3 separate regions of the Homo sapiens genome follow, and regions 2 and 3 are each linked to region 1. The links are chromatin loops, found by intact Hi-C in ENCODE. Cell type or tissue: Calu3. All regions are shown on one strand. Each heading gives the region's core, and the rest is flanking DNA. Links, peaks and the distances in the headings are about the cores only. Region 1 has its middle 210 kb from the start of MIR3672. Region 2 has its middle 61 kb from the start of MIR3672. Region 3 has its middle 50 kb from the start of MIR3672.

Region 1 (11,139 bases), core at 1,157-9,156:
AATACAATAAAGCTACCTTTGGGGAATTACAGAAGGAAGCTGAAGAAAAAAAAGTACTCAACCTAGAAGGAGCATGGATCTTAGATATTTAAGACTTCCATTGCACTAAATAAACTTTAAACAAAGATATTATGGTATTGGTTTTCATTCATACTAAGCAGGCTAGAGAATTACATGTTTCAATTATATATAATTGCCTCACAGCAGACTGATTGCTATGGATCTGTGCTCTTAGCCAGTATCGATCAGCAACACTTTGCAAAAATACAAGACAATCCAAAACACTTCATCAATGAAGCAGTTTACGTGAGGTGAGGAAATGATACCACTTGTGTCACTCTATAGTCAATGAGGATGTCCCTACTTCTTCTCTGCCTTTCATCTCCACACTTTATAAAAGTATAACTGAAATGAGTTTTCAAACTAGTTGAGAGAAAAACACCTTTGAGGATAGAGCCCTTAAGTATATTTTGGAGCTCATTACGGTTAGTAGTGAAAAGACACTAATAAATCCATGATTTACTGCAGTAAATTTTCTAGCCTTCAGAGGACCACAAAGTGAATGCTCACCAAACCCACTGATTTTTTGTTTTCAAGTAACCTCTACACTTTAGAAACTTCGTTTGGTACCACTTAACAAATGGTTAGTGTCTCACTTTTAGGAAATGTCTAGATTTCTACAAAAGAGTTAATTGCAAGAGTCACATTATATGTGACTTATGATTATCTAAGGCAAAGATGATATGCTTTCTCATGGCAACTGGGGTCAGTATTCCTCTTCACCCTTTTTCTTAAAGAAATTCAAAATGACCATATAGGTATAGCCTAAACAAAGTTTTCAATAGCCAAATAATATAAACTATCTATTGTGGTCCACTCCTTTCAGTCAACTAGTGTTTTAAGTGGAATTATAGAAAGAATGTAGTTTCTTTTCAGATTCTATTCTTAAGCCCTCTGAAAAGCTATCCTACTACAGTATACGTATTTTAAAAGACAAAATTATTTATAATTTGTTTTACTTGTCTGATGGCATAAATACAGAATAACTTTCTTACTGAAATTAATACCATGAGAAAAATAAATATTGTGAGCTACCAAAACTGCATATGTGTATATTTCTCTCATATGAACAGAGTGAAAACCAGAACACTGACAACTAGTTCTTTCGCATACCATTGAGTTTTGCAATTTTGTCATTTTAACAATTTGGCTTTTTCTGTGCAATTCTGAGGTTTAAAAAAGACCGCATTTATGGTTTTGGCAGAATTTAAGCAGCAGGCATTAATAGGTGGTCCAAGAAGGCAGAAAATTGAAGTCAACGAGGTCTGGTAATAAAGACTAAACAAATTTCCCTGACATAGGTGGAGCAAAGTGTTCAAATGGTGGATAGGGAGGATAGTGTGTCAGTCCATAATAGGTAAAGATCTAGTTAGTGCCGCCTCATTCCACAACTCCAAGGAGCACTATTCACATCAGAGTCTGCACAATGGTGTCCCCTAGAGTTTGCAGTGTATAGTTTGTGTGACCAATATGTGATAGCCCCAAGGGCTAGGCAGATAGACAGCGAGTGTCAAAGAAATCAGATAGCACTTGACATGGGGAATAAAATTCCGGATGTGGATTTCAGTTTCTGGAAATAAACAATGTTAAAGAAAATGAAGCAATACAATATTAAAATAACTACAGTATTTGGCAAAGGATCAAGCAAAAGAGAAAGGCCCTAACTGCGGGTATTAGAGAACAAGGCACAGACCTACTGCATCATAGGAAACAAAACTAAAAAGGGCTCAGTTATTTTACAAAGTCAGAAGCATCTTCAGCAAGAGTACCTTGATGTTGAGCTATTGTTACATAAATTCCCTTTTCTAGAGAATAGAACTATTGCTACAATTTTGGGTAATTTTAAAACAACTGATAGTAGGTGAATGAACTCTTGAAATTTTAGGTTCAAGGACAGAATTGAGCAAAGCACCTTTTAATATACTAGCTCCCATGTTTGATGCTTTGCTCTTTAAACAATGCTAAAATATAAAGGTTGTCTAAGTCTATCAAACACCAAAATATCTGTACAAAAATGAAAAAGCAATCCAACTACAGAGAAGGTTGATCTGCCCTGTGCCAAAGACCTATGCATTTCCAAACATGGTGAGGAAGAGAGAAGTATCTGAATGACTAAAACCCGTTCCCATATAAATTATTTAAAATTTTTTAGCTATAACAATCCCCCCCATCTCTACACTTAACCTATTATCTTGCTTAACCTAGAGATACTTTAAGTTGAGCACTCTTCATTTATATAACTTCTTATCTGGAGAAAGAATATATTTGGGGCCTTTTTCTTTATGCATGTTACTGGAGTGTTTACATGCCTGATGAAGCTTGAGAGTCACTAAAGGAGAGCATAGGCAGAGGAATCTTTGCCAAATATTGCATACCCTGGCTAAGCATTTAAAATCCAAGTTTGTTTGCAGGAAAGCATGTTGAAAAAGATCTGGAATGTTTAAGAATTATTAATGCATGTTCATAGACCTGAGTACATATTATATTAAAGTAAATACATTCTGCATTAAAAGAGGTTTTTCATGTGTTTTTGGATGAACATTCTCATGCATTGGTAAATCAAAACCCTGAAAACTCCTTAGTTTCCATTATCCATGCTTAAAGATGGTACCATTGAGACTTGAGAAAATGGTGATTTCATTAAAGAAATGTAGAAAGTAAAGAGTTTTGCTTAGGATTAGGGATAGGGGTTTAGAAACTTAATTTTAGATATGCTGAGTTTGAAGTGATATGGCATAAAGAAGGAGAGCCTATAAAAGTAGTCAAACACTTAGATGTCAGAACACCTGAGTTCAAATCCTGGCTTCACCATTTACTAGTTTATGTGAACTTGGGAAAGTTATGAAATTTCCCAAATTTGTTACCTGATCTGTATAATGAAGAATATGACAGTACCTACATTTTAAGGTTGTCGAGACAATCAAGAGTTAACACATACAAAGTGCTTGGGACAGTGCCTGGCAGTGCTCAATAAATAATTTGCTTTGTTGTTATTGGTATTGTTTTTATTGTTTATGTTTATGCTGTTGCTATACGGGGGGGAAATGCCAGCAGATATTTATAAAAGCAGAAACACATTGGGAGAGAGATTTGGACAGGGAAATATAGGTTTGATACGGCATTGGTGACTTTTAGGAGTACAAATTAAGTAGAATGATGGGAAGAAATTTCAGGTGAGGTATATTTAGGTTAGCGGTTAAAGGATTAAAGAGGGACTGTGTAATAAACATAGAATAAACTTGTAAACAGAAGTTTATTTGTAAAAGAAAGGAAAGAAATAAGGACAAGTAAAGAAAGTGCATTTGGGTCCAGTAAAGGTGATTTTCAGGAGAAGGGAAACCTGTGAGAGAAGTTATTATTTGCTATTCACCATTTCAGTAAGTTCCATCTGCTTTCTTAGTTCAGGTAACAAATCGTCGCTCTCCATCCCCTTTTCCTCCCCTAATTACTCAGCAGTTTTCAAACTCAATCATTTTTCTAATTCCTCCTCCCAATTTTGTGCTCCAATATCTCCCTTACTTGTTTTGCTAATAGGCTTCTCTCCCCCTGAAACAGTGTAAGGAGGGGCTATGTAATTTTCACAGAGAGCACAGTTGTCCTCAAAGAGAGAACAAACAAAAGTTCTAATTTCCTCTGCATCTGGATTCAGCATGCTCTTTTGATGACCTACTCCCAGAAGTAAATTTTCCACTGTGGCCTCTAAATTTGTGGGCAAGATTCTTCTCAAGGTTACAATCTGGTTGCAGGTGCAAAAAAAAAAAAAAAAATGCATGTGAGGGAAAAATATTCTAAATGGAATCTATAGCTCATCAAGCTGTTTCTGTCTTTTCTTAGTTACTTATAACTAATTTTTTCTTTCCTTTACCACAGAAAATATGTAATATGACAGTATGGCAGCTATAGTCATAACAAGGGCAAAGCTGGCTGATAGTTTCAGGATGGTTTCATTAGATCAATAGCTTTAGTGCAAACTTTCTTGGTCCAAGTTCTGGTGCTCAACTCTGTAGGTAATAAAACTATGATTCACTCAAGTCTAAATAACAGGAGACTGATTTATGAATGAAAATGTGACTGTATTAAAATAGGGTATATTCTTATTTCTAGTAACTTCCTTATCTCAACATCAAGGCATCTTGAATGCCAAATTTGTAATGTCTGGTGAATCGAACCATGGAAAACATAAATCTTTTCATTTTGAGTGTGATAGAGATTAATGAACTACCCTGCTCCAAAATATAATTATGCTAGTACTAACTGGGAACATCTGTATGTACTGATTTAAGATCTGCACTGCAAACTCTAGGGGGTGCCATCCACACGGTAATCTATGTGAATAATTCACCATGGAGTTGTGTACTATCCAATTTGTGAGGCTGTACACAAATAATCTTGATGATTTTATGCTTCTCCTTTGTGTGGTGTTGGTTAACTCCTAATAATCGGTGCCATAGTATTCCAAGTCATTACAAAAGCTTTCCATAGTATGATAGAGTTCCCATTTTGTATGTTATTTTCCATTCATCATATTTTAGTGGAATTTCGTACAGATAACACTAAGCAATGGTTCCCAAAGTTATTATGTAAAAAGAAAGAAAACAACCTTCCTTTAAAATGCAGATTACATGTGCCTGCATCCAGGGATTCTGCTTCAGTTGGTCTGTGCTAGAGCCCAGAAATCTGCATTTTAAAAAGCACTCCAGGTGGTTCTGAAGTAAGTGGAAACACTAACTTTAAAATGCAGATTAATCATTTACCTTTTTCCAAAACACTCTCTAAGATGTGGTATTGCTCATCAAGTTTTCTTTACACAACTAATTTCATCCATGCTGTAGAGATTTTTTTTTTTTTACCTCAGCAGCAGATATGGACATTTTTCTGATCATAAGATCTATCCCTAAAGCCTATGGTCCTTTGTTTGTGGGCTACACCAACATTTAGAACAACACTTCAAAGTAAAATGCATTTTTTTTGGAAATAAGTTAAAAATTCAGTGTGAATCTTCTCATTGCTTGAGAATTTTATTTAGCCTAATTCTATTCTAGTGACTGCCAAATGCTCACAGCACGGCTGATTTCCAGTCAGTACTCTCCTTAGACTAAAATATCTATTTTTGATCATTTTCCCTGCATGATTGCTTTTACTTGATAGGTTAAATCTGGCTTTCTAGTTTGCTTATATCCTTAACCTCTCCCAAAGAGGTTATTGTTTGGAATCTCAATGATATTCACAACGCTTTCTCCTTTACTATCACCTCAAATTTAATTAACATGTCATTTAACTACTTTTCAAAGTCATTAATAAAGACATTAGACAAACAGAAATAACATCATCCCTCTGCAACTGGAAATAATTCCATCTAGCAAACAGGACCCATGTTTCAATTGCTTCAGCTTCATTTCAAGTCTTCTACAAATATAGGGCCACTCATTGCTAATGAATATTTACAGAAAAAAAAATGTATTAAAACCAAGACAGCATACATATGGAACACAAATAACTAACCATTGAAACGTAAATATTCACATAAAATTAATCATATTGACATATATATTGCATATCCTTTCCCCAATAGTGTTGCTGTCATTCAACTTATTATGGTAATTTAATTTTCATTACACAGAATTTATTTCTTATATAACAAATATACTATTTTTTGCTTTATGATTTTCAATTTCTTCATCATGCTTATAACTACCTCAAAATATAATTATATTTCCATTCCTCTATATTTTTATTCTATTTTGTTTATTTTCTACATATGTGGACTTTTGACTCACCTGCAATTTATATTGATGCAAGGAGTGAGACAGGGATCCAGAAACTACCATTTATTGAGGATTTACTGTATGTAAATTATGTATTACTATATGTAAATTGTACCAGGCACATACATTATTTCATTCTGATGTAAGTATTACTGTCCCATTATACAGATGATGAAACTCATATTCACATAGGTTGAGGAAATTAATGAAGGTACACACAGCTAATAAATGACAGATCAGGGGTTTGAACTCAAGACTGCCTGACTCTAAAAAACATTCTTAATCATTATTCTGAACTGCAGATTTGTGGTGGTAAATTTCAATGGCTACTGAATTCTTAATGTACTTAATAACCTGTCTTAAGGCTCCAATCTGTTCCATTTCTAGGCCAGCAATGCAGTTTTAATTTCTGGATAGCTTTATAATAGGCTTTGAAATCTGGTAAGGCAATGCCTTTTCTGGCTATTGTCATATGTTTACTCTTTCAGATAAACATTAAATCACTTTCCAAATTACAAAAATGCCCCACTGGAATTTTTATTGGGATTATCAAAACTAGTATTAATTAATTTAGGGGTAACTAAAATATTTACAATCAGAGAAAGAAGTACATCTCCACATTTATTCAAGTATTTTTTATATCCCTCATTTATGTTTCATAGCTTTGTCTTATAGGTTCTATTTATTTGTTGCTTATACCGTGTTTGTTAATGTTTTTGTTGCTATTTTGTGAGTGTATATATATAACTCTTTCTTCTATATTTTATTTGCACATTTTATCTAATTGTAAAATATTATAGTAATTTAAATCTGATTTTACTTATTTCATAAGTATTTGCCATCTTACATTGTCTCTTTTAAAAAATATTTCTTAAAATATTTCCAAGATACAAAATTTTATACACATTAACATATATAAAAGTTGAAGATAAATATAATATGCCATCATGCACCTGCTATGTGAAATTCTTACCCATTTTGCCTAAAATTGGTAGCTGTATTATCCATCTCAGGCTTCCATAACAAAGATGAAAGACTGGGTGACTTAAACAATAGAAATGTATTTTTCACAGTTCTGGAGGCTTGGAAGTCCAAGATGAAGGTATTGACAAGTTAGGTTTTATTCTAAAACTGCTTCTCTTGCCTTGCAGGTGTCTGCAATCTCATTATGTACTCACTTGACTTCTCTGTTTATGTTTATGTTCAGAGAGTGAGAATGAACTCACTAGCATCTTTTCTTTTAAGGATGCTGATCTGATTATATCAGGGCCTCACCCTTATTAGCTTATTTAGCCTTAATTTCCTTCTTATATGCCCTGTTTCCAAATATAATCACATTGGGGATTAGGGCCTCAACATATAAATGTTGAGGGAAAATAACTCAGTCCATAGCAGTAGCCTACTATTTTACTCAATCATCATATTGCTTCTTATTTTGTTTGGTTTAGAAATTCTTCCTTTTTTTTCTAGATATACAATCATGAGTAAATAATGGTAATTTTGCCATGTTACTTAATCATATTTACACTTTTGGATTCATTATTTTGTATTATTGCTTTAGGAGAAATTCCAAAAAATTTTATATAATAGTGATTTACACAATACTAATGGTTTTTGAGACTACTGTCTTCTTCCTGATTATAACAGAAATAATTGTAGTGCTTGACTATTAAATATGATTCTGGCTGCTACTTTAATAAAGCAAATCTGTACTTTATTTTTTATCAGTAATAAATACTGCATTCTTTTTCTTTTTTAACATCTGTCATGATTATATGTTTTATTTTTCTTTTGGGCTTATTAGTGTTGCAAATGTCATCAGATTTTCTAATACTTATCTTGCATCTCTGGAACAAAATCTATTTGCTCATGTTATATTCTTATTTTATTTTAATCTTGGGTTCTATATATTAATTACAAACTTCTGATTTTCCCATCTGTATTCAAAAGTATAGTTGTGTCACTATTTTTTAAACTCTTTCATGTTTTCTTATCAGCCTGCTGCTGGTTCTGTAACAAAAACTCCCCGTTTTACTCTATGATGTAATACAATATAAACTACATCAGAAACATTTTCTAATTGAAAGTGTGAAAGAAATTGTCAGTGAAATTATCTGGACTGAATTTTTTAATGGTTTTCTCATTTTTTTTCCTAAGCTATTGTTTTCTTAGATTTTGACCTTTTATTCACTCAATTTTAGAAATTAATATAGCATAGAAAAACATTTCAAATTTATTAGCAAAGTGATATATATTGTCTTAAAACTTGTATATCTGCTGCTATTTCCTCTTTTTGATATTCTTATCACAGTATATTTGTCTACTTTTGCCCTTGTTTATTATCAAAATTAGTGATTTATCTTTTTTAATATTTATTTACAAACTGTTACTTTTTTTCTGCTTTTAAAATTTATTTATTCATGTTATTTTGACTAACAGCTTCCTCTGTAGCATAGATCTACTTATGTATTATATTTCCACCTTCTTAAGTTACAATATTGATTCATTTTTTAATCTGCTCATGAAGATGTTTAGGGATTTTAATTTGCCTTTTAATACACCTTTTGCCTATCTCAAATGTTCTAGCTTGTAACATACTCATTCCTTATGAACCACACTTTTCCAATTCTCTGTAAATAGGGTTAGGCTTTCCACTTTGTATACTTTCATTTAGGAAAATAGTTTTGTTCATTATTAACATTTTTAAGTAATTTGGTTTTCTGCATCTTTATTTACATTCATTTGTAGTTGTATTGCTTTGTGTTATAGAACATGATTTATAATGTATGTATTCTGGCAGATTCTTTTTAAACTTTTTAAAATATTTAACTTAGGTGGGTACATAGTAGGTGCGAAATATTTTGATACAGGCATACAATACATAATAATCACATTAGGGTAAATGAAGTATCCATCACGTCAAGCATTTATCATTTGTGTTAAAAAGTGTGTTGTACCCACTAACCATCCCCATTTACTCCTAACCTACTGTTATTCCCAGCCTCTGGTAACCACCATTCTACTTTGTATGTCCATGAATACAACTGTTTTATTTTTTAGCTCCAACAAATAAGTGAGAACATGTGATGTTTGTCTTTCTGTGCCTGGCTTATTTCACTTAACATAATGATGTCCAGTTCCATCCATGTTGTTGCAAATGACAGAATCTCATTCTTTTTGATGGCTGCATAGTATTCCATTGTGTATATGTACCACATTTTCTTTATCCACTCATCCGTTGATGTACACTTATGTTGCTTCCAAATCTCAGCTATTGTGAACACAGCTACAACAAATATGGGAGTGCAGATATCCCTTTGATGTTGTCGGATCATATGGTAGCTCTATTTTTAGTTTGTCTTTTGTATGTCTTCTTTTGAGAAATGATCATTCAGATATTTTGCCCATTTTTAATCAGATTATTAGATTTTTTTCCTATTAAGTAGTTTGAGCTCCTTATATATTCTGGTTATTAATCCCTTGTCAGATGGATAGTTTGCAAATATTTTTCCCATTCTGTTGGTTGTATCTTTGTGGATTGTTTTCTTTGTTGTGAAAAAGCTTTTTAACTTGACGTGATCCCATTTGTTTATTTTTGCTTTGGTTGCCTGTGCTTGTGGGATATTACTAAAGAAAAAATTGCCCAGACCAATGTCCTGAAGCATTTCCCCAAAGTTTCCTTTTAAGCAGTTTCATAGTTTTAGGTCTTAAATTTAATTATTTAATCCATTTTGATTTGATTTTAGTATATGGCAGGAGACAGCAGTCTAGTTTCATTCTTTTCCATATACATATGCAGTTTTCCCAGCCCCATTTATTGAAGAGATTATCATTTCCCCAATGTATGTTCTTGACACCTTCATCAAAAATGAGTTCACTGTAGATGTCAGGATTTCTTTCTGGGTTCTATATTCTGATCTATTGGTCTATGTTTCTGTTTTTATGCCAGTACCATGATCTTTGGTTTACTATAGCTCTGTATTGTAATTTGAAGTCAATGATTGTGACTCCTCCAGTTTTATTCTTCTTGTCCAAGGTGGTTTTGGCCATTATGAGTCTTTTCTGGTTCCATATAAATTTTAGGATTAATTTTTCTATTTCTGTAAAGAATATTATTGGTATTTTCATAGGAATCACATTGAATCTGTTGATTGCTTTGGGTAGTGATACAGTTTGTATATTTGTCCTCATCCAAATCTCATGGTGAACTGTAATCCCCAGTATTAGAAGTGGGGCCTGGTGGGAGGTATATGGATCATAGAGATGGATACCTCTTGAATGGTTTGGCCTGAACCCCTTGGTGATGATTGAGCTCACTCAGTTCACACAATATCTGGTTGTTTAAAAGCGCGTGGCATCTTTTCCCTCTCTTTCTTCTGTTCTTGCCATGTGATGTGCCTGCTCCCCCTTTGCTTCCCCCCATGATTGTAAGCTTCTTGAGGCCTCCCCAGAAACAGAGCAAATGACAGCATCATGCTTTCTATAAAGCCTGCAGAACCGTGAGCCAATTAAACCTATTGTAAAATAAATTACCCAGTCTTAGATATTTCTTTATAGCAATGCAAGAACAGACTAATACAAGTTTTATGAACATTTTAACAATACCAATTCTTCCAATCCATTAACATGAAATATATTTTCATTGTTTTGTGTCCCCTTCAATTTCTTGCATTAATGTTTTATAGTTTTCATGGTAGAGATCTTTCACTTTAGTTAATTCCTTGGTATTTTATTTTATTTGTTCCTATTGTAAATGAGATTACTTTCTTGATTTCTTTTTCAGATTGCTAGCTGTTGGCATATAGAACTGCTACTGATTTTCTATGTTGATTTTGTATCCTGCAACTTTACTAAATTTGTTTATCAATTATAGTAGTTTTTTTGAGGAGTCCTCAGGGATTTCTTTATAGAAATGTGAGAATGAACTAATGCAATCTCATTGTACCATCTATGTTTTTAAAAGTTGTTGTAGTTATTAGTGTGATCATTTCATCTTTTAGTCTTTCTACTCAAGATCTGAGTACTAGAACCTCCACCACAATTATAGCGTTACAATATTCCGTGATTTTCTCTGTACTTACTATTACCAGTGATTTCTTATTGCTCATTAAGTCCTCTTCTTTCAGCTTGAGGAATTCCCTTTAGCATTTTTTTGTAGGACAGGTCTGGCATTGATGACCTCTTCCAACTTTTTTTTTTGTTGGGAAACTTTTTATTCCTCCTCCATGTTTTAAGGACATTTTCACTGGATATACTATTCTAGATTAAAAAGTTTTTTTTTTCCTTCAGCACTTTAAATACGTCACGCCCCTAT
Region 2 (11,139 bases), core at 2,115-10,114, 270 kb after region 1:
ACAACTCAATAAATATTAGCTTTCAGTGTTCTCAGGCAGAATAGCATGACAGTTAAGAGCAGAGGATCTAGACTCTCGATTCATGTTACTTGGGTGTGACTACTTCACAAGAAGCAATATGCAGTATGGTTAGGGGGGTATATTCTGAAGCCAGATAGCCTGAGCTTGAATACTGGCTCTGTTACATTTTAGCTGTGTGATCTTAGACAAGTCACTTAATCTCTCTGTTCCTTAGTTTCCACATCTGCCTAGTGGCAATAGTAGTAGTACTCCCATGGGGCTGTTGTGAAGACTAAATAATTCTATAAATCCTGCTTGGAAAAGTGAATATAACACACTGAGCACCATATAAGCATCATATAAGTATTCACTACAATTATCTACTTCTTTTGGGCTTTATAACCTTGGACAGGTTACTTAACATGGTTTCAAGTTCCTTGTCCGTAGAATGGGGATAATACAATTTTTGTGAAGATTAAGCAGTATTGCACATAAAGCCCCTAGAACAGCTTGTTATGTCATACGTATGCAAAATATTAACTATCATTATTTTCGGTGGTGAAAGGCACCAAGTGCACCAAACAAATCAATTCCTCCATCATTCTAATAAACAGATGGTTAACATGTGCTATTAGTTTTTGTTAGATATTATTTGTTGAGAACAAATAATCTCTGGAGGAGAGGCTCTGATCTCAGTACTTTTCAAAAATTTCCAAGGTGATTATAACATACAGCCAAAATTGAAGACCACTGCACTGGGAACGATATTTCCCCATCCTCCCCTAAATCTTACAGAGAGGTGAGGCAACAAAGATGACCATCTCAGCTTCTAAAAGAAACAGAAACAAAGGATTGCTGGGGAACAGAGAGAATACACAACAAACCTTTTCAAAATGAATCTTTTTTTTCCTTTCAGCTGAGAATCACTGAAGTAAAGTCGGCATAAGTTAAGGAGGCAATGCAGCCAAAACAGCAGCCACAAATATAAGGCATTTTTATAATCTCATGTTTTTGTTTATTTTTAGTATTCGTGAATTTTGTTTCTATTACATGATGCAGCTACATTTTGAATTAAAGTTGCATTTGCTGCATAGTGAAGCTGCCTCCCAGAGAAGATGCATCATGTTTGTCCCATGGAACCTCACACAGCCCTGATATAATGCCATCTACCTGTGCCAGGCAGCTTTCAAAGACAAATCCCAGTGATCTCTGCTTCCTACTAACCATGCCTTTTTACAATCCCCTCCTATAGCAACTTGCTTCCAATGAACAGAATATGACAAAAATTATCGTATTTCACTGTCATCATTAGGTTACAAAAGACTGGGATTTCCATTGTTGTTAGCATTCTCTCATTGGCTCTGTCTGAGGGAAGTCAGCCGCCATCTTGTGAGCTGCCCTTTAGAGGCCCGTGTGCCAAGGAACTGAGACACCTCCAACCAGTAGTCAGCAAGGAATAGTGACCTGCTAACAGCCACAGGCATGATATTGCAAGCAGATCTTTCCCCAGTAGAGACTTCATTACAGCCTGTTAGAAACTCTGAGCTAAAGGATTCAGATATGCTGTGCCTGGATTCTTGATCCACAGAAAGACAGTGAGAAAATAAATGTGTGTTGTTTTAAGCCACTAAGTTTTGGGGTAATTAGTTATGCAACAATAAGTAAGTAATATAATACTATGCTCATACCATACTTATATCTCAATTTAAAGCAGCTGCTGCAACTATTACTAACACTACTACTAATAATAATTGCTAATATTTTTCAGCTCTTTGATTTTCCAGGCATTGTACTGAGCACTTTAATATGTAAGATTTTTTTTTTTTTTAGACGGAGTCTGGCTCTGTCACCCAGGCTGGAGTGCAATGGCACAATCTCAGCTCACTGCAACTTCCGCCTCCTGGGTTCAAGTGATTCTCCTGGCTCAGCCTCCCAGGTAGCTGGGATTACAGGCACACACCACTACAACTGGCTAATTTTTGTATTTTTAGTAGAGACGGGGTTTCGCCATGTTGGCCAGGCTGGTCTTGAACTCCTGACCTCAAGCGATCACCCGTCTCGGCCTCCCAAAGTGCTGGGATTACAGGCTGGAACCACCGCACCTGGCCTAATATGCAAGATCTTTTTATATCCTCCCAGTAATCATATATGGTAGGTACTGTTATTATCATACACACATCTACATTTTGCAGTTCAAGAAACTGAGGCACTGAGAGATTAATAACTCGCACAAGATTCAAAGGGTTAGCAAGTAGCAGAGGCAGGATTCTGACTCAAGTGATGTTGATTTAAAGCTTATTATATGCGCACAGTCCAAGGATTGAGTTTCAATCTCAGTTCTGTCATTTACTCTTTGACCTTGGAAAAGTCATTGCAATTTGTTGAACCTCAGTTTCCTTATCTGTTAAATGGAGAGACTAACAGTGCCAAACTCACAGAGTTATAATGAGGATTAAATAAAGTTATGGTTCTAAAATACATGGCACAGTACCCTCATCTGGCAATGTGTTGCCATTATTAAAGGCTCTCGACTAGCATTTGCAGAGCCTGGGACAAGGGTATAAACGGAGGCCCACATACCAGATGTCTACATATTTTAAAAATATGTATCAAAATTTAGGAATAGTTAAATAAAATATGTTCTATCTTCCTACCTTGAAAAATATACTTCAAAACAACTTCGCATGCCAGGTTCAAATTTTTAATTCTCAGATTCCCCAGAGTTCTGAACCAAAATATATCAGTGTAGAGACAGGTAACTCCAGATCTCTGACTTGCTCCCTTCTCTTTCCATCCTAGGCTCCATCCCACACAGTGAGTAGCCCCACACATATGCATGTGGACATTCCAGCCTACACATCCAAGTTCTGACTATACTAAGGTTGCCATATTCTATAAATAAAATTCCAGGGTGTCATATAGTTCATCTGGCAACCCTAGACTATACTCCCCTGTGCATGGTATTCCTCAGGCCTAGGGATGCACACACTGGCAGCACAAAGTCCCCTCCCTATAGAGAAGAGTGTGGCTAAAGGAGGGCCAGAGTGAGGCCTTTTAGAAAAGCATAAAGCCCAGGGTAATAGCACTTCTTGCCCAGGTCTAAGAGCGGACAGGCCCTAAGCAATTAAATCAGTTTTGTTTATGGATCTCTTTTCTGTCTTCCACTTGCTGCTTTTTCTGTACTGCTTTATCTCACACCAGTGCCTTCTGACTGCTTTCTCATTTCTCCACTTGGCATGGACATTTTTCGTCTTTCCTGACCTTCCTAACACCAGAAACCCCAACTCTGCTGATGAACAACAGTAATCAGTAAGTGATCATGGATACCGATAATATGTTATCCAGAGAAGAATGACTCTAATGATGGTGATTTTAGACATCAAAGTGAGCTAAACGGCATATGAGCCACATGGGTAGCTGGGGATTTTCTCAGGGACCAAGTAGAATGGAAGAGAAAAGAATTCAGATCCTTAGTACACCCTCGGGTCTATTTTCCTATGTTCCTGATTTAACTCTGGCCCAGAAACACTGACAAAAAGCCCTGTCCTCAGGGTTATATTAATCTCCATAATGCATACAAGTCACAGCTCTGATCTCTACTCTCCCTACCCTCATTCCCACTCATGATTCCCCACCCTCTGAATTATTGTCAAAGATCCCTGGAGAGCAGTGAGGGAAGGGGTAAATTATATGTATTTGTGTTTACATCCAAAAAATGAAATCAGTAATAGAAATCCAGACAAAGTCCTAAAACAAAATGATGGAGCAGGCAAAAACAGCCAGGCCATCATTAAATGATCATATTATGAAATGGGATTAATTTTATTCAACAATCATCTTGTAAAGGCATATTAATCAAAAGCTTCCTAAATATAAATAAAACAAGGCACAAAGAGAATGGGCAACATTTTCCCCCTATTGCTTGAGGTGTTATATTTATAATCCGTACTTCTACAGAAAAGATCCTAAAGCTGAGGGAGGCCACAAGCACATTTCCATATTCTTAGCAAACCCAGAGATAAAAAAAAGTCAAGTCAAGGACATCAATCCTGGCACTGAAATTACATCCATCTCTCAGGAAGATGACACACAAGCCAGTCAAACAGACAGAGTTGGTCAAAACGTGTCTTAAAGAGGTTGATAGAGGCTTGACATCTGAGCACAGCTCTGGAAGATAGAAGTAATTTCCCTGAAAGATAGAAAATGACTTGGAGGTTTAAAGTGATTGCAACCTCTGGAGGCAATAACAGCAGAATGTATTTGCCAAAAATGATAATGCCATCTTAAGCTGTTTAGCAAATATGAATAAAATGATGTCTTGTTCCTTTTTAAGCATTAGGTGCCAAGTCCTGAATGAAGTGCTTTTTATGTGCATTATATTGTTTAATCCTCACAACAGCCCAGAGAATATCATTATTATTTTCATTTTAAGAATGAGAAAATGGAGGCCCAAAAAAGTTAAATACCTTGCTCAATATAACATAGTAAAAGACAGAGCTGCTATTTGAACCCAGAAAGCTCTTAACCATTTGTTAGATCGCTCCTTTGGGTGATTTGGGACTCACACTCCTAGAGAGAAATTGATAACATGTCCAGAAAAGGTGACCAAGGCTGTGAGGGGACTCCAAACCATGCAATGTGTGGAAAAGTTCAAGAAACTAGAGATATTTAGCCTGGAAAAAAAAAAAAAAGACTCAGTTAGACACAAGATCCATGAACTCATGGATTATGTGTCTTTTAATCACCCATATACCCTTAATTTCTACCCTAATGCCTAACATATAGTAGGTTCTCAATAAATATTTGTTGAATAACTGGATGAATGAATTAATAGCAAAAAAAAGATGAATGCATTACTTCAGTGCTGTCTTGAGATGTACAAATGCTAATCATGTGGAAGAGATATTATTCTAATATTCTGTGTGATTCTAGGAGCAGAAGTTATAAGGTGTCAAATCTTAACTAAAAATAAGAAAGATACACTAAGAATTATTATGGTCCAGCAGGAGAATGGGGTTATCCCAAGAAATTGTAAACTTCTTGATTATAGTAGTAATTTTTTTATTGACAATGAACAGATAAGACAATTTTGTGTTTTTGTTACCCTTGTACAGATAAAAAGCAGAACAAAAAGACTTGCTGACTCACTAAAGGTTATCAAGTTGACTTTTTAGGTTCAAGCCATCATCCTTACCTTTTTTATTTTTTCTTTAGAGATGGGGTCTTGCTATTTTGCCCAGGCTGATCTCAAGCTCTTGGCCTCAAGTGATCCTCCCACCTCAGCCTTCCCAATAGTTGGGATTACAGGCATGCGCCACGGTGCCCAGCCCATTCTTACTTTTTGAGTTTAAACCACAAATTTCATTATAAATATCTAAACTCAGGCACATGTATATAAAGTGGTAGTTTGCTTGAGTTTATAAACATGATTTGGATTTGATTTTTCTACTCCAACTCTATACTTTTTCTTCTTAATTTTTATGGGTATATAGTGTGTGTATATATTTATGAGGTATATGAGACATTTTGACACAGGTATACAATGTGTAATCACATTCAACTCTATATTGAAACCTACTTAATTAGTCCTCAGAATTGCTGGCCAATAAGTTGCTAACTAACACATTTGAAAAACCAATAGATCAATGCTGCTTAAGGTAGTCCGCTTGCCCTAGTCAGTTGCTTGGAAGCAAATCTTCACGGATTACACTGCCTGTGGCCTAGTTAGGCATAATTTCTTCCTCCTGCCCAGGCCTCATGCTGGAGAGTAGGCTTCTTACTGAAATGCAAAGCTTTTCAAGGATTTCTACATGTGTTGAGAAATAAGCCATTCTGGAAAAGGGCTTTGCAGTGGGAGGCAAGGTACAGAGATAGAGTTTGGGATTTGCCCTATATTCAGCTTTTCAGAGGACACTGCGCTATTATAGTCCAAGCTCAGCCATATCAAATGTACTATTCCCTGAAGGTTGAATGAACTCCAACAGAGTTGACACACTGGTTCGCAGGAGCCTCCCTCCTCAGCAGAGAAACTATTAAGATCTACAGGCTGAAGAAGTATTCCCCACTGATAAAGTCAGTGAAATAACCACCATATTCATTAGAAAAGAACTCCTCTTACCACAGCTAGGAAACAGAAGTACAGCCTACCTGGCAAGATGTCCAACTAACAGTAATTAGCCACCTAGCTCCCAAAAGCTTCAAATCACAGTACTTGCCACAAACATGCCGCCCACTACCAAGAGAGAAGTTTCTAACAAAATGAAGTTTTTTTTTTTTAAGAGCACTTGACAAAAGGTGCTAAAATACTCAGAATAAAATCTCAAATTGGAGCTGTCAAAGACATCGGGATAAAGCACTGCAAAATACACGCCTGAATGTGCTGTGCTGCTTCAAGCCAGACCACACTGCCACCTACTGAACAAGAATGTGCATTCTCTTGGCCTCCTGTATACTGAATGCTTCCTGATATTCATTCTGAGAAATGTGGCCATTCTTTTCCCCCTTCTCAGAGCAGTTTGGCAGCAGGACAGTCAGCCCCCTCTGTGAGCCAGCAGCACCATCTTCTCTGGTGCCCACCTACCATAGGAAACTTGAAGTAACTGGATGGCAAGCCAGCACGATTAGACACTGACTCATTTGTTCCATGACAGAAGTTGGGGGAGGCAGAGTCCAAATGAATGTGAAGAGATGCACACATACTGAAAACAACTGAATCACAAGGCAACCACAGGGAAGAAACTGCTGACAAGCATTTGAAACAAGGCACCCATAACCATGAATCACTCAGCATAACAGCTGGGTACCAAATGATTTGTAAATCTAGAAGATTCAGAGATAACTTTGCAGGAACAACCTACATGAGACACAACTCTTAGTTCAGATGCCCTGCACTAAAACAACTGAAAAGCAGCAATGGGCATTGTACTAATTTCTTCCCCAACTGTTACTTGCCACCAAGCACCCACAATTAGTGCCCTAGTTTCAAACCTGAAATCACAAATTACATGGGGAAAGAGTTGCAGGCTGAGAGGCTGATACTTCCATTAGCCACTTAAGTCTTTTCCATGAAAATTGGTAAAGATAATTTCTCTTCTCACGACAGAGACAGGGAACAAGAAGAGAAAAAAGGAAAGGAGAAAAGAAAAAAAGGAGGGAATAACAGTGGCATCTCCATTTACTAAATGCATGTTATAAACCTGATACTTCTGTAGGCATTTTAATATGCCACTATTCCTAAACCACTAAACAATATGACTAGTTTTACAGAAGAGAAAACTGAGGCTCAAAACAGTAAAAGCACTTGCCCAAGATCATATCGATAATGAGAGACAGAATCTGGATTGTAAACCGGAAGTAACTGGTTATTATGAAAGAAGAGAGAGAGAGAGAAAGAAAGAAGCTACTTGGCCAGAGCTGCTGTCTGTGGTCAGATGAGCAAGTTGTTCTTTTTCTGTACCAAAATTAGGCAGAGAGCGGTAGCTTACTTGAAACCTGATCAATTTTGCTAGGCTTGTAAGTGGTGTAAATGTGGCTAGGCAAAACCAAACCAAACTTGTCAGAAGTCATATTTGTCTACCCTTCCTCTAACTGGTTTCCATGAGCATAGACACAGTATTACCTCCAACTCTTAAGAATCTGTGTTCAAGAGAGGGGTTTGGGCCATTTTCCACAGAGATGGATAATCAAAAACTCACTAATTGCCAAGTGAATCCATGGCTTACCACATTGTTGAGGTGGCAAAACTTGTCACTCCAAACAATGATGTTGTATAGTGAAAATTCAGAAAGTGTCTGAAACCTTCCAGCAATTTTCTATGATTCATAGCACTTTTGAGAATGGATAAACCAAGTTCACACGGATGCTAAGAACTGTACTAAGAACTACCTTCTCCCAAACTTTCCCTAGTACAAAGTAAACAGTTAAGCATTGCAATTATAGTCAAGTACATATCAACCTAGGATGCCAGAGCTACAAAGGAACTTGGACACCACCTAATCTGATCCTCTTATTTGAAAAATGAAAGGACTGATAACAGAAAAAAAAAATCCTTATCCAACTTCTTCTTTCTATCATTCATTCAAGAGCTCCAAAGACCCATCAAACTACTGTTGTTGAATGTGCTGGGGAATGTGAACAAAGTGAAAGACATAATCTTTGCCCTCAAGGATTTTCTGATACAGTTCAAACTGTAGATCCTTTTTATTTTATTATTTTATTTTATTTTGAGACAGAGTCTTGCTCTGTCACCCAGGATGGAGCACAGTAGTGTGATCTCGGCTCATTGAAGCCTCTGCCTCCCAGGTTCAAGCAGTCCTGTCTCAGCCTCCCAAGTAGCTGGGATTATAGTTGTGCACCACCATGCCTAACTAATTTTTGTATTTTTAGTAGAAATGGGGTTTCCTCATGTTGGCCAGGCTGGTCTCAAACTCCTGACCTCATGTGATCCACCCGCCTCAGCCTCCCAAAGTGCTGGGATTACAGGTGTGAGCCACCACACACGGCCTGTAGATCCTTTCTAAAGGACAACATTCTGTGGATCTGCCCATGATAGCATTATACTGGTGGTGTTCACTGAGTATGAAAATTGGCAACGACCAAAAGTTGCTATGAATTCAGTCATGCTCTTAAATATATTTGTATTTAAATAAAACCTGCACCTGAATCTGAAAATGGTATATATATATTTTTTTTGAGAAATTATTTAGTTTCCAAACTTTGTTTTTCTTTTTTTCAGAAAGCACCAAGGGCAATACTTTGTAGCTGCAGGTTAGAGGCAGGGAACTGCTGCTACAGAGAAAAAAACTGAAAACACTACAGCGAGATCCAACTTCATACTTTGGCAGAACTGGAAGTGACTGACTTACATGATATGTTTTAATGGATGCCAGGAAGGTTTACCTGCCCCAATATATTTTCCTTCCCACTCTTTCATATCCTTTACTTCCCTCTGCTATACTCCACACTCTCAACTTTCTGAAATTTCAAAGACCAAAGCACATATGGCTTTACAAACAATTGCTGCTCAAATCTAGCCTCTCAGAAAGGTGTACAAGCAATCACATATACTTTTACATAGGTTCCCTAGCTGAGTCTGGATAAAGGGCATTACGAAGTGGGTGAATAACAATTCACTTCTACTTGGAAAAACCTGAGAAGAGTCTGGGCAGGGTATACCAGCAGTTGGGTAGGGGTGAGGGCTTAGCAATCTGGAGACAGCATGAAGATTTACTTGATGCCTAGGAGGCAGGAGAATTACGGTAAGGAGACAAGATGAAAGAAACATTATCAAAGGTAACTTTTACTAAAATTAAAATGTTTCCTTGGATCATCTCATACTAGAGAGTGTTACAAGAGTACATCATAGAGTGGTAAGTGGTATAGTACACAAACTAATGTGGCAGAGAAGTTAAGATAATAAACAAGAGCTCATTGCATTTTGGACTATTTTGTGAAGACTTCATGGAGAAGTGGGATCTGAACTGGACCTTAAAGTATACGCAGAATTTGAAGAGGTGAGGAAAAGGTATCTCAGATTTAGACAAAATCATTAAGCAGGAGTAAACATTGGGAATAGAGGGGGAAACAATGATCAAGTCAGCTTGAATGGAACAATGAGTAGGTATTGAGAGTCATGAGAAATAAGGTTGGGGAGAGATGGTGGCACAATATCATGGCAGGTCTTGGTATCAGATGAAGGAATTCATCCTTGATGCAGGCAATGGGAGTCTTCACATGCTCTGGAACAGGTGAGTGACACAATGAAAAGAATGCATTAGTCTAACAGGAAAATGCAGGGTATTGTTATTGCACATGGGCTTCAAAGTTAAAATCCCAGCTTTTTCCATTTATTAGCTATGAAGCCATGGACAAGTTATGTATATTCTGTATGTTACTGGTTTTTAATCTCTAAAATGGTAATATTAATATATACCTCACTGAGTCATTATGAGAATCAAACTAATCTTCAAAAAGTACATTAGTACAATGCCTAGCACACAAGAGTTCATAAATAGCAGCTTTTATGCTAATAATCATATTATTATCATCATTACCAACAATAATATCAAGGGAAGCAATTAGAAAGCTATGGTAATAGTAATCTAAAATTTAGGCCTTGGTCAAGCATGGTGGCTCATGCCTGTAATTCCAGTACTTTGGGAGGCCAAGGTAAGCAGATTACTTGAAGTCAGAAACTCGAGACCAGCCTGGCCAATACCGCAAAACACTGTCTCTACTAAAAATACAAAAATTATCCAGGTGTGGTGGCACACACCTGTAATTCCAGCTACTCAGTAGGCTGAGGCATGAGAATCTCTCGAACCTGGAGGCAGAGGTTGCAGTGAGCCGAGATTGTGCCACTGCACCCCAGCCTGGGCGACAGAGCAAGACTCTGTCTCAGTACATACATACGTACATACATACATACATACATACATACATACATACATACATACATACAATTTAGGCCTAGATAATCTCCTAGACTAGCCCATTTGCCGAGGTCACAGAAAGGAGAAATTGACTCTCAAAAATATTCAAAGGAAAGATTCAACACAATTTGGGGACAGATAGAACATGAAGGGTAAAGAAGAAAGAAGTCAGAAAGAAGATTCCAGGGCATAGGAGCCATGGATAACAGCAGTACACACAAACAGCAAAAATGAAGAAAAGAATGCAAAGAGTGGGTGGTCTGGGTGGTATAAGAGATTATTATTTTTTGTAAAACATTGAGTTTGAGGAGATTTAAATATACTCAAGTGATGATATTCTGACCAATATTTGAAAATAGTGTATTAAGGTCCTTAGGACAGGAATGGAAAAGTAGATTTGAGAAGCAACTACAAGGAGTTGAAGATGGAGAGTAGATAAACTTGCCAAAACAATAAATTTACCAGGAGGAGCACAGAGAAAGGAAAACAGAGCCTTGAAGAACAACCACAATTGTGAAATAAGGTAGAAGAAAAGTGTAAGAAGTTTTTAAGAAGTGGGGAGAGAAAATAAACAGTACTTATCTTTAAGAATAGTTACACTAGAGTGCATTATAAAGGATTCAAATTAATCACAAAAGGGAATTTCCAAGCTAAGGTTGGAATGGTCTTTTAAAAAGATATGGTTATCTGCTGGAATAATTTACAGATT
Region 3 (11,139 bases), core at 1,345-9,344, 260 kb after region 1:
TGCCTGAGCTTTGAACTCAGAGATTCTGATATAATCAGTCAATGTGGGGCCTTGACACTGGGACTGCATTAGTTCGTTCTCACACTGCTATAAAGTTATCACCCAAGACTGGGTAATTTATAAAGAAAAGTGGTTTAATTGACTCACAGTTCCACATGGCTGGGGAGGCCTCAGGAAACTTAAAATCATAGCAGAAGGGGAAGCAGGCACATTCTTCACAAGGCAGCAGGAGTGAGAGAGCAAGAGTGAGTGAAGTGGGAAGAGCCCCTTACAAAACCATCAGATCTGTGAGAACTCACTGTCACGAGAACACCACGGGGGGAGCCTCCCCCATAATTTAATCACCTCTCTCCCTCGACATGTGGGGATTACAGTTCCCTCCCTTGACATGTGGGGATTACAATTTGAGATGCAATTTGGGTGGGAACACTGAGCCAAACTATATCACGGACATTGAGAAACTCCTCAGGCCATTCCCAGAGCCTTTAATTTAAACAAGCTTTTTAACAACCTCTGTTTCCTTATCCAGATTTTCTCACTGGACCATGTGTCTAAATGGTTCTTTCCTCAGCATCACTGTTTAATTCTACTTTCCTTATAAATACAAAGTATAGAACAGCAACCTGACCGGGTGTGGTGGCTCACGTCTGTAATCCCAGCACTTTGGGAGGCCAAGGCGGGTGGATCACCTGAGGTCAGGAGTTTGAGACTAGCCTGGCCAACATGGCAAAACCCCATCTCTACTAAAAATACAAAAAAAATTAGCCGGGCGTGGAGGCAGGCGCCTGTAATCCCAGCTGCTCAGGAGGCTAAGGCAAGAGAATAGCTTGAACCCAGGAGTTGGAGGTTGCAGTGAGCTGAGACCACGCCACTGCACTCCAGCCTGGGCAACAGAAAGGGGCTCTGTCTCGAAAAACAACAACAACAACAAAACCAACCAAACAAACAAAAAGAACAGCCACCTTATGTGCCATGCACTGATTGGGTTTCTTTTATTTAAATGGGAACACAAATCTTCAAAGTCCATGTGAAATACTGAGTAAAACCTGCATTATCTTAAGACAGAGTGTATTTTCTGGTCTAACACCTATTAATGTATCATAAAATAGCACTGGAAACATTCCTTCAGGCCCCCCCCTCCCGCCCACACATACATACATTCACACACACACATAACTTTCATTATTTGTTTTTCAAAATACAAATAAGTCATTATTTAGAAAATAGGACACCACCACTGAGACATATGAAATACTTCCAAACCATACTCTATCAGACGTAGCCTGAAGAGGTTGCAACCGCTTAACAGTTAAAGTTAGAGAGATACCTCTATTTGCAGCTCTAAATATTCCATTAGATGCTAGGTCCTGTCAGCACTTCAGTACCAAAAGATGATCTTCCAAGAAAAGTTATTTCTAGTTCAGTTGGCACTCAAAAGTTTCACCACAGGGACTACTTTTTTTTTCCTAATGGTCAAGTAGAAATCACCAAACTGAGCCAAACTGTACCTCCACTAGCAACAGTTGCAGAGAGGTAAGACCCAGTCAACATCTTCAGAGGCAAGATCTGATTTGCAGTCTGTTGTAGAGGGAGACAAGGGAAGACATTTCAAATACATTGCCTTCTTTTTAATTTTTTAATTTTTTAATTTTATTTCAATAGTTTTGTGGTACAAGTTGTTTTTGGTTATAAGGATGAATTATATAGTGGTTAAGTCTGAGATTTTAGTGTACTCATCACCTTGGTAGTGTAAATTGTACCTAATATGTAGTTTTTTATCCCTCACCCTCCTCCTCCTCTCCCCCACTTATGAGTCTCCAATGTCTATTATACCACTCTGTATGCCTTTGTGTACCCATAGCTTAGGTCTCACTTGTAAGTGAGAACATGCGGTATTTGATTTTCCATTGCTGAGTTACTTCACTTAGAATAACGGCCTACAGTTCCATCCAAGTTGCTGAAAAAGACATTATTTCATTCTTTTTTATGGCAGAGTAATATTCCACGGTATATGTATACCACATTTTCTTTACCCACTCATTGGTTGATGGGTATTTAGGTTGGTTCCATATTTTTGTAATTGTGAATTCTGCTGTCATAAACGTGTGTGTAAGTGTAAGTGTCTTTTTCATGTAATGACTTCTTTCTCTTTGGGTAGATACCCAGTCTTGGGGCTGTTTACATGATGAATCACATTTATTGACTTGTGTATGTTGAACCATCCCAGCATCCCTGGTATCAATCCCACTTTATCATGGTGAATTATCTTTTGGATGTGCTGTTGGATTTGGGTTGCTAGTATTTTGTTGAGGATTTTTGGATGTAAGCATCAAGGATATTGGTCTGTAGTTTTCTTTTTCTGTTATGTTCTTTCCTGGCTGTGCTATCAGGGTGAAACTGGCTTCGTAGAATGAGTTAGGGAGGATTCCCTCCTTCTAAGTCTTTTGAAATAGTTTCAGTAGGGTTGGTACCAATTCTTTTTTGAATGTCTGGTATAATTTGGCTGTGAATCTGTCCATACATTGCCTTTTCTTAAGTGAAGAGGTTAAAATGGGGAGAATTGCTAGTGTCTCCTGTGGCTTTCTTTTGTTGGGTTCTTTCAGAATATTAATGTCTGTTAAGATCAGCTACTTTTCATTTTTCTAAATGGAATCCCCCATCCCTATTTAGATTTACCATCCCACAAATAATTGTTGCATGCCTAGTAAATGCCAAGTTCTAGGCATGGGAGCCAGAAGCCATGTATTTCAGGCCTGGCTCTGCCCTCTACCTTGCTGTTTGACTTAAAGCAAGTACATTTTCTATTTGAGGCCTCAGTTTCTTTGGCTTTCAAGGCAATTATCATTTCTGCCCTATTTCTGATATGAGATTGGAATAGGGAACAAGGGAGATAATAGATATGAAAGACTTTGAAAAATAAAAATTTTGTGTACCAAGTTCAAATTATTCCTACTTGGGATTATAGGTTACAGTGACCAAAAACCCACTGAAAATAAATTTGTTTTAGGAAAAAGGATTTATTTTACAAATGCAGGACATTCTCATAGAATCCCATTGCCAGAAGTATAGATGGACCTCACAGAAACTACAAAGTCAAAAGATAGCTACTCTGCCTCTCTCTCTCTCTCTATGGACCATGTGGTCTCTCATCTCCATTTCTCTATATATCTGCCTTATTCATTTCTTGCTAACCAACTTCTCCATGTTCATGACTCAGCAGTCTAACTGACCCAGTCTTTGTAATCCCAATTGAACAGTTTCTGGAGAATCTAAGGTCCATCTAAATGTCATCAGCCACAGCAAGGAGGGCAGGATCACATGAGATTGGGATGGGCTGTTCCTCAAATATGAACAAATTAAACACTCTAAGAAGATGATGGTGAAGAAAGTTGTTAGCACTTTAGCGCACAAATGTGATGAGTATAAAACTGCATAAATAACTTATAACTTCATTAGTCTTATGGAAAACAGAATTAGTCTTCCTAAAATCTCAAATGAGACTGTCTACTTATAACAGGCATAAGAATGCTTTTGCATTATAGTGAGAGGATAGGCATGGCTCCTTACCTATAACTAGTGGTAAAGGGAAAATCTTGCAGATTATTAATGCCTTTCTATTTCTCTGGCTTGCAAGAGTCACAGAAAAAAAAAATCCGGAGTCATTATTTACTTTACCTGCCCCCATTCACCTCTGAAAAACTAGTAAATAAAGATGATAGCTGTCAGGTGTTTATAAAAATTAACTTTATCTTTTGAGAATTTATGCTTTTTAAACTCAATGGGTTAAATAAATAAAACATTTTAACTTGATTTTTAATGCTAAATTTTTAAGCTTTGAATGAAGATTTTCTGTGTATAGGTAGGTGAATAAACTTGTCAAAGCACAGATGTAGTTAAAAATGGGTCAGTGTCTCCACTTGAGCTTTGATAAGTAATACAACTGCCTCATTTCCTACTTCAGTCAGGGTGATCACCAGTTTTACCCCCTTGGTCAAAAATCAGTATTATGGTGTGAGTACATCTAGCATCCCAGTAAAGCTTCCCAGTAGAGAGTTGTGAGGGTCCTAACTAAAAACAAGGGATTTAGATAAATATTCTTCACAAATTCAAATCCAATCATTTTATTTGATAGGAAATAGGTGGAAGGGTAAAAAGCATTCCCCTAGCTTGAAAACAATGTGGAATAATAGACCAAAAGTATGACTTTAGTGTTACTGATCACCGTTGGCAGCATGGCCACCAAACAGCTCTCCAGTTTATATCAAGAGCAGAGATTCCTTGCATAGCTGAGCCTGTCTTCTTTGTAGCCAGAGATGATCTATATACTGCATAAACATGATATTCAAAAGATAAGTTATTCCACCAATTCTGAGAGCTGTCAGAAATAGCTCCCCCTGGCTGCAAGGTTGCATTTGAGTCATATTTTTATTTACCATGTATCTCTTCAGTGAATCCAGATATCTGAGTTTTAAAACATCTGCCCATGTGAAAAGATTACATTGGATCCCAAGGGCAAACATCTTTATAATATATTCTTATTTTCTTAGGAGAACAAGACTATAAGATGGGAAATAGAATACAGTCATCTTTTGAGGACTTCCCAATTTACCTAGCAATCTTCCTCTCTTCTTTCAAGTCATAGCTGCTTTTACATCACAGAGGAAAGTGTTGGGTTCCCTTGTTATAGAGAAATTGAGTGCTTTCTGCCACGTGGAACACACAATATTTATTAAACATAGCATAAGTCATATTGTGTAGCTAGACATGGAGATTAGAAATTTTTCCAGAAGAAAATTATTCCAGAGGTCACAGGTTATACTTGAAACTCCAGTATAAAACAGCAGGAGCCCAAGATCTTGGGAAGACAAATCCAGATTCACAGATAGATTCCAGGTCCACTGTATGTATTTGGTGGGTGGTGGAAGTTAGGGGGTAATAATTACACGTGAAATGTAATCTTAAAGGCAAGATTCCATCGGTCAGCTTAACAATGACCATTGATACCTGCTAAATGTTTGCACACTTGCAACAAACGCTTTAATTCTAAACACAACATAAGGTAGTAATTTTCAACTGTTAGTATATTTCAGAATGACTTAAAATTTTTATTAAAATTGAGATTCCCAGGTCCCACCTCCTGAGTTTGTAGTTTAGAAAATCTGTGGTCGGCCCTAGCAACACACATTTTTACCAAGCACTCTGAATAGTTCAGATGCCTTCAGGTAAGCTATTGCCTCCAGTAGCCCATTGTTAAAATCACATAATATGAACATATTGATCCATAACTCCTAGTGGTTCTTTAACAAATGTGTAGATAAGCTGACTCATGTAGGACTCGGTTTGGGATGCAGGGAAGAGAAAGACTGAAACTTGAGGTACTGCTGCGGTAGGAGAACAACAATATAGGGACATTAGTCAGCCCACGGGCAGTCGAAGATAACTGTGCATAGGCATAGGATGAGGCAGTTATGACAAAACCAGATGAAAAGAGAGAAAAATGCGAGTAAGTGGTAGAGAATAAAATTCAACTTGACTTCCTTTGCATCAAACAAGCCCACAAGAGGAAAATATCTAAGTGTTGGGGGAATATGGTCATCCAGTAAATAAATCACCCTTGCCATCATTTCTGCTGTGATCTCTTTGCATGCATCTTAGTACTGAGGATATCAGCTCCACCAGGAAAAACAGAAGCACAATGCTGGCATCATCAGAAACATTGCCATGAATGTTCTCAGCAGAATGATGCCACAGAAAGAACCATAGATTGGGGTCAGGAGACAGGTTTCAGACCTGGCTCATGATTAACTTTACCTCTTTGAGGCTCATTTGTAGCTCCTTTAGTCACTGTCCGTAATTCAGTCCCCACCGGCTAGGCAGCTGAGACAGCCAAAGGCTGAGGCAAGGAAGAGGTAGGCTGAGGAGACAGGGGCCAAATCATACTCCTTTCAAGCACTGGTCAAGAATAGAAGAGCTCTCTTTGCTACTCAGCCAGCTGACTAACTTTGTTTCAAACTGCAAGACGTAAAACAAAAAAAAAAAAAAAAAAGAAGAAGAAAAAAGATATAAAAGCAGATTCTTTAATGCTGCATGTGCCACAAGAAGTGCAGCCAAATTCATCAATGTTCAGCCTTTAGAGAGAAGTATGCAAAAAACAAACTGCCAAGAAAGTATTTGTGCAAGAGACTGCAAAAGCAGAAATGCAAACTAGAGGAAAACTGGAGAAGCAGAGCTACCCCTGGGGGGTGGTCTTCCAAGCCTAGATCTGTGTCCAAATGAAAGGAGGGGTACAGGTTCTGATCATATGAACAGTCATGCCCTGGGCAACATACCCTAAAATTGCTAATTAGATAATCTGGGTCTTCAGCAACCCAATTACCCCTATTACTGAATCCCTTTAGCCGTTTTGGGCTCCCACCTCCCCCAAGTATTCACTGTCCTCCTGCTGCCCATCCCTGCCTTCTCAGGAAGGCCTCTGGCTTCAACACCTGCTCTCTGCTAGGTGATTGCAGGCCTGAATCAGAAAAATAGTATGTTAACTCTCCCAGAAACAGACATCTCTAACAGTAAAAATGCACATTTTGAAAAAGCTTCAAAAAGTAATTTCAGTGGATAGAAGTTTCAGGCTCCATAGAAATTTGCTGGAAGACAGGGTGGGTCCAAGTCCTGACTGTCAAATAGAAAAATTTTCCATGGTTCCAGTCTCCCCTTTCTGTACCATTTTTCTTCTTACTTCTCTACCCTCTAAAATCAATCTTTCCCCTAACCAGGGAACTAGTATCTTCATCCTCTTTCCCTTCCTTTCATCAAAATCTGCTCTCAGAAAATAAACTGCAATGTCATTAATACTTCAATTAGAGTACTGCACCATGTTCTTTTCCCAGTGGTGGATGAATTCCAACGTCTCTTTGTGGAATGACAAGTGTGTTTTGTTTTGTTTTGTTTTGTTTTGTTTTGTTTTGTTTTGTTTTGTTTTGTTTTTTTGTCTCCTACTGAAGGAATTTCTGGCCTTAGTGAATGTTTTCTTTTTAAGGCGGGGGCGGGGGGACTACAACCTTTCTTAGGCATCCTGAAGTCAGAGATTCCATCTAAAACTAGGACTGATTCCAAGTACAGACCTAACATATAATATAAGGTACATCTTGATATTACTCATGAGTGTTAGAGGTAATAAAATCTTTTAAATTCTAAAACACTTATCAAATTCATTATTTCAATGTAATTTCTAATTGCTAATAGAACTTATCTATAAAATGATGAACCATATAATTGATAGTTTTATGAAAAGTACTTTGAAATGGTATATCAAAAGAGATATGTTGCCAGAGTGATTCCTGATTTTATCAACATATTTTTTTAAAAAGGCATTTCATGATACCTTTATGGGCAAGATCAAGAATGCAGAATTTCTGGATAGCAATATAGTTAGGTGCAACCTTAACTAATTGATGCTCACTAATGGCTCAATGACAGCCTGGGAGGAGGTCTATAGTAACACATAGGGCTCTTGTTCTTCACTTAATCTGGGACAACATTGGTAATCACTAACTTGAATGAAGATACAGAGAAGCTGTTGGTTAAAATTCCAGGTGACAAATGGTTTGAAAGATTAGCAAATACACTAGCTGACAGAATCAAAATATAAAACATTGAAGCAAAAGATGAATTAAGTGCCGCATTTGCATATCACACTTGTGTTCCAAAAATCAAATATATATAGGTACAAGATAGGAAGACCTGACCTATAAACAGTTTTAGAAGTTTCTGTTAACAAATTCAACTTAGTTAACAGTGTGTTGTGCCTCCTAAAAACTGCAAACAAAACTGCTTTAAGAGAAATGTACTATCAGTTATTACAAAACTAATAAATAGGCTTTATTAGACAGTTGATCCAAAAAATATTGGTGCTGCTTCACAGGAATTCTGTTTAGTTAGGTTGATTCTCATGTAGAGGCAGTATTGCCACAAGAGGACATATGGAAATGTGTTGGGGGCATTTGGAGTTCTCACAATGACTGGATAGAACTACTAACATCCAGTGGGCAGAGCCAGGGATGTTAAACACTTTGCAATGTGCAAGAGGATCCTACATGTATGCAGACCTTTCTTGCCTAAAACGTAAGTAGCATCTATCCTCAATGAGAAACATTTATTAAACTAACAAGAGAAAACAAAATGGGGAAGAGTCTAAGAACCACGTCACAGGAAGCCAACTTGAAAAGACTGAAAATGTCTAGCCTGGAGACAAAAGGGTGCTTGGGAAGAATAACTCTTTCCAAATATAGGCAGTGCTATCCAGTAAAAAGAAATAGATTATATTATTATTTAGTGGTATTCCTATTACTGATAGCAGTTACCATTTTTTAATACTTACCAAGTATAAGAAATTATGCTAAATACTCACAACCTATCTGAGGAAGATACTATTCTACCCATTTCGCAGATGGGAAAAGTATGTTTCAGCTTAAATTATTTGTTCAAGGTCACCCAGCTAACAGAAGGTTGAGTCAGGATTTCAACCAAGTAGCTGTAAGTCTGAATCCATACCCTGTGCTCTTAAACACTATGCCATATTGTGGTAATTCTGAATGGAACCACTTTGGGGTGACTCCAATAGGAAGAACCAGGATCAATGTGTGGAAGTTATAATTTTGGTACAACACAGGAAAACACGTTCAAACTGTGGTGGTCACCATTGAGTAACAGTGAGTTACCGGTTTACAATCAGAGGCTGAATAATCACTTAAGCTAGGAGAATCACAGAGCATGAAGTAGGAAATGAATTTGGCTTCTAAGGTCTCTTTCAGTTTATGAAAAACAGCAGCTTCATTACTTTTACCTTTTCATATACTAGTAAACTGAAGCATCTCAGACAGTGTATAAGATTTTGCCCTTTCATTTGTGCATTTTCACATCTCTTATATAAGAAATATCGGCAGAACCAGCCCTAGAACCTAGGAGAATATTTTTCTTGAGTCTTCTACATTTTACCTCTAAGACCATTTGAATAGCCTGCTTCCCTTAATGCAGGAGATTATTGGCATTCATGCATAGCATAAATTGGGCATTGCCAGCATTTATAGCCTGTCAGCATTTCCATGTTGACACTGGGGATGAGATGATGACTCCTTATCAAAGCTTCATTTATGTCGTTGATATCTAGGAAAAGAATGTATTAGGTATATCCAGTATGACTTATCTTATCCCAAAACTCTAATCTCTGTCTTGTGTCCATACTATGGTGCTCTTTCATGTCTCTTGTATATCTAGATTTTCATTTATGTATTTATTGAACACCTACTTCATACCCATAAGTGTCCTTCATTTTCAGGCTATGAAATTTGTCATATGACCTAAACTGAAAGTCATGGAATGCCCAGTTTACACTATGCATGAATGGTAATAATTGCCCGCATCAATAAGTTCCTTCTTGTCTCCTTACCTCTTCTTACAGAAACTTTCCAGGTTTGTATCTGCCATAGGATTTATGTCTGTCTACTGAAACAGATTCAAAATAACAATGGCTTATCCAGATGAAAGATTTTTCAATTGTCTTATGTAACAGTCCAGGCATAAGCCGACCAGGGCTGACATGGTAGCTAGATAGTATCAAGGATCAGGGCCCCTTTTGTCTCACTGCTCCAGTATTTATAGGAGTTGCCTACATTATCCAGATGGACCATTGCCACATCCACATTTTAACCAATGGGAAGGAAAAAAATGATGAAGAGAATAGCCTCTCCTTCCATTTAAAGGCAGAACAAGGAATTACACATAGTACCCTCATAGCTCATCGACCAAGCTTAGTCATATGGCCACATTTAACTATAAGCAAGTCAAGAAAATATAGTCTTTATACTGTGTGGTCATAATACCCAGGTAAAAATCAAAACTTATGTTTCTAAAAAAGTAATAAGAGAAGTAGAAATTTGGGGATGACTAGTCGTAGTCTTTGCCATCCATCTTAGAGAGTGTACTGTATGGAATCCTGTTGAGTAAGCAATGGGTCAAGGATATACTTCAATGGACACTGCTAGATTAACCCAGGAGTAAAACAAGACCCAAGATGAAATGATCAGATTCCTTCTCTCCAAAATTTAGAATTTAGTCTCGGACTCTCATTAGTCTCTATTCATTCATAAACTAGAGGGCCTAGTAGGTCCATGATGGCCATTTTCTCCTGCTATGAAAGAGCAATGCAAAGCTTATTTGCAGAGAAAAGACCATACATCCCCAGATTTTAAAAATGTATGAGAGAGTAGCTGCTTTAGTCTCAGATAGGTTTTAACATCCTAATTTCAGTGCCTCATGAAGCTGGCTGCTAGCCCTGTCCTTAAGTATTGTGAGATAGTTCTGCATTATTATAATGTATTTTCCTATCTTATGTAATCTCATCTGTGGGTGAGATTCTGTTATTTGCAGCCAAACAATCTCTAAGACAATATAGGTTTATTTGAAGGGTACTCCACAGGGGGTGACCCAACCACAGCTCCTAGTATCGAAGAATTTATCCAGGAAATTAGCAAACTGTACTGAGAATTTAGGCTACATTTTGGAGTATGGTCAATTTATACTGACAGAGTAAGGACTAGAGGACATCTCAGACAATGGAACACTAGAATGCATGAAGATCCATAGGTAAGAACTACTATGGCATTTTCAGATTCAGACCCATTCCCTAGCATGTCCAGGACAAGATGCTCTTAAGATTTGGAAGCTGTGACCAGGATCCCTAGCTTCATGTCTTAGAAAGCACCTCTTCCTTAATTCTCATGCAAAATATTAGAATAACTCTTCTTATAGACCTCCAGGCCCTGTCTGTTTGCCTGAATTTCCCACTGTGGCTCTGAAAGTCTAACTCAACATCATTTGTAACTCAACTTGCTTGCATTTCCTCACTTGGGGCTAGACAATATTTTCTCCTTCAGTTCTCCCACCTTGACAGATCCCATCATTACCTGTGGCTTGTTTTTGGTTTGGTTTCTATGCTCCATAGCTACTGAGACTGACATCTCTTCTCTTGTTGCAACTTTAATCTGTCCAACCAATATGCAGGTTAGTCTCTCCCCACCTGAGAGTTTAGGTACCAAGTTTCCCAAGGCCTTGCCAATTGCTAGCTTCTCCCTATATACCTCCAGACTC

The links. Hi-C counts contacts between places; a loop is a spot of excess contacts. Peaks named below come from ENCODE experiments on the same cell type or tissue, not always from the same donor. Only the 100,000 strongest peaks of a DNase experiment are listed, where the experiment ranks them.
Region 2: it touches region 1 in a loop (7-fold over the local background); 17 of 110 quality-filtered maps call a loop at or near these places.
Region 3: a loop joins it to region 1, with 6 times the contacts of the local background. A loop is called at or near these places in 12 of 110 quality-filtered maps.

Annotation. Positions count from the first base shown.
Region 1 is chrX:121,572,438-121,583,576 of GRCh38, reverse strand. No RefSeq gene overlaps it. Among named protein-coding and RNA genes, the nearest start is that of MIR3672, 210 kb to the right of the region's middle. In Calu3, for the core only: no CTCF peak of the experiment used is centred there; a DNase peak (open chromatin) is centred at 4,376.
Region 2 is chrX:121,303,981-121,315,119 of GRCh38, reverse strand. No RefSeq gene overlaps it. Among named protein-coding and RNA genes, the nearest start is that of MIR3672, 61 kb to the left of the region's middle. In Calu3, for the core only: a CTCF peak has its summit at 6,412 (motif pointing left); a DNase peak (open chromatin) is centred at 6,409.
Region 3 is chrX:121,315,607-121,326,745 of GRCh38, reverse strand. No RefSeq gene overlaps it. Among named protein-coding and RNA genes, the nearest start is that of MIR3672, 50 kb to the left of the region's middle. In Calu3, for the core only: a CTCF peak has its summit at 4,446; no DNase peak of the experiment used is centred there.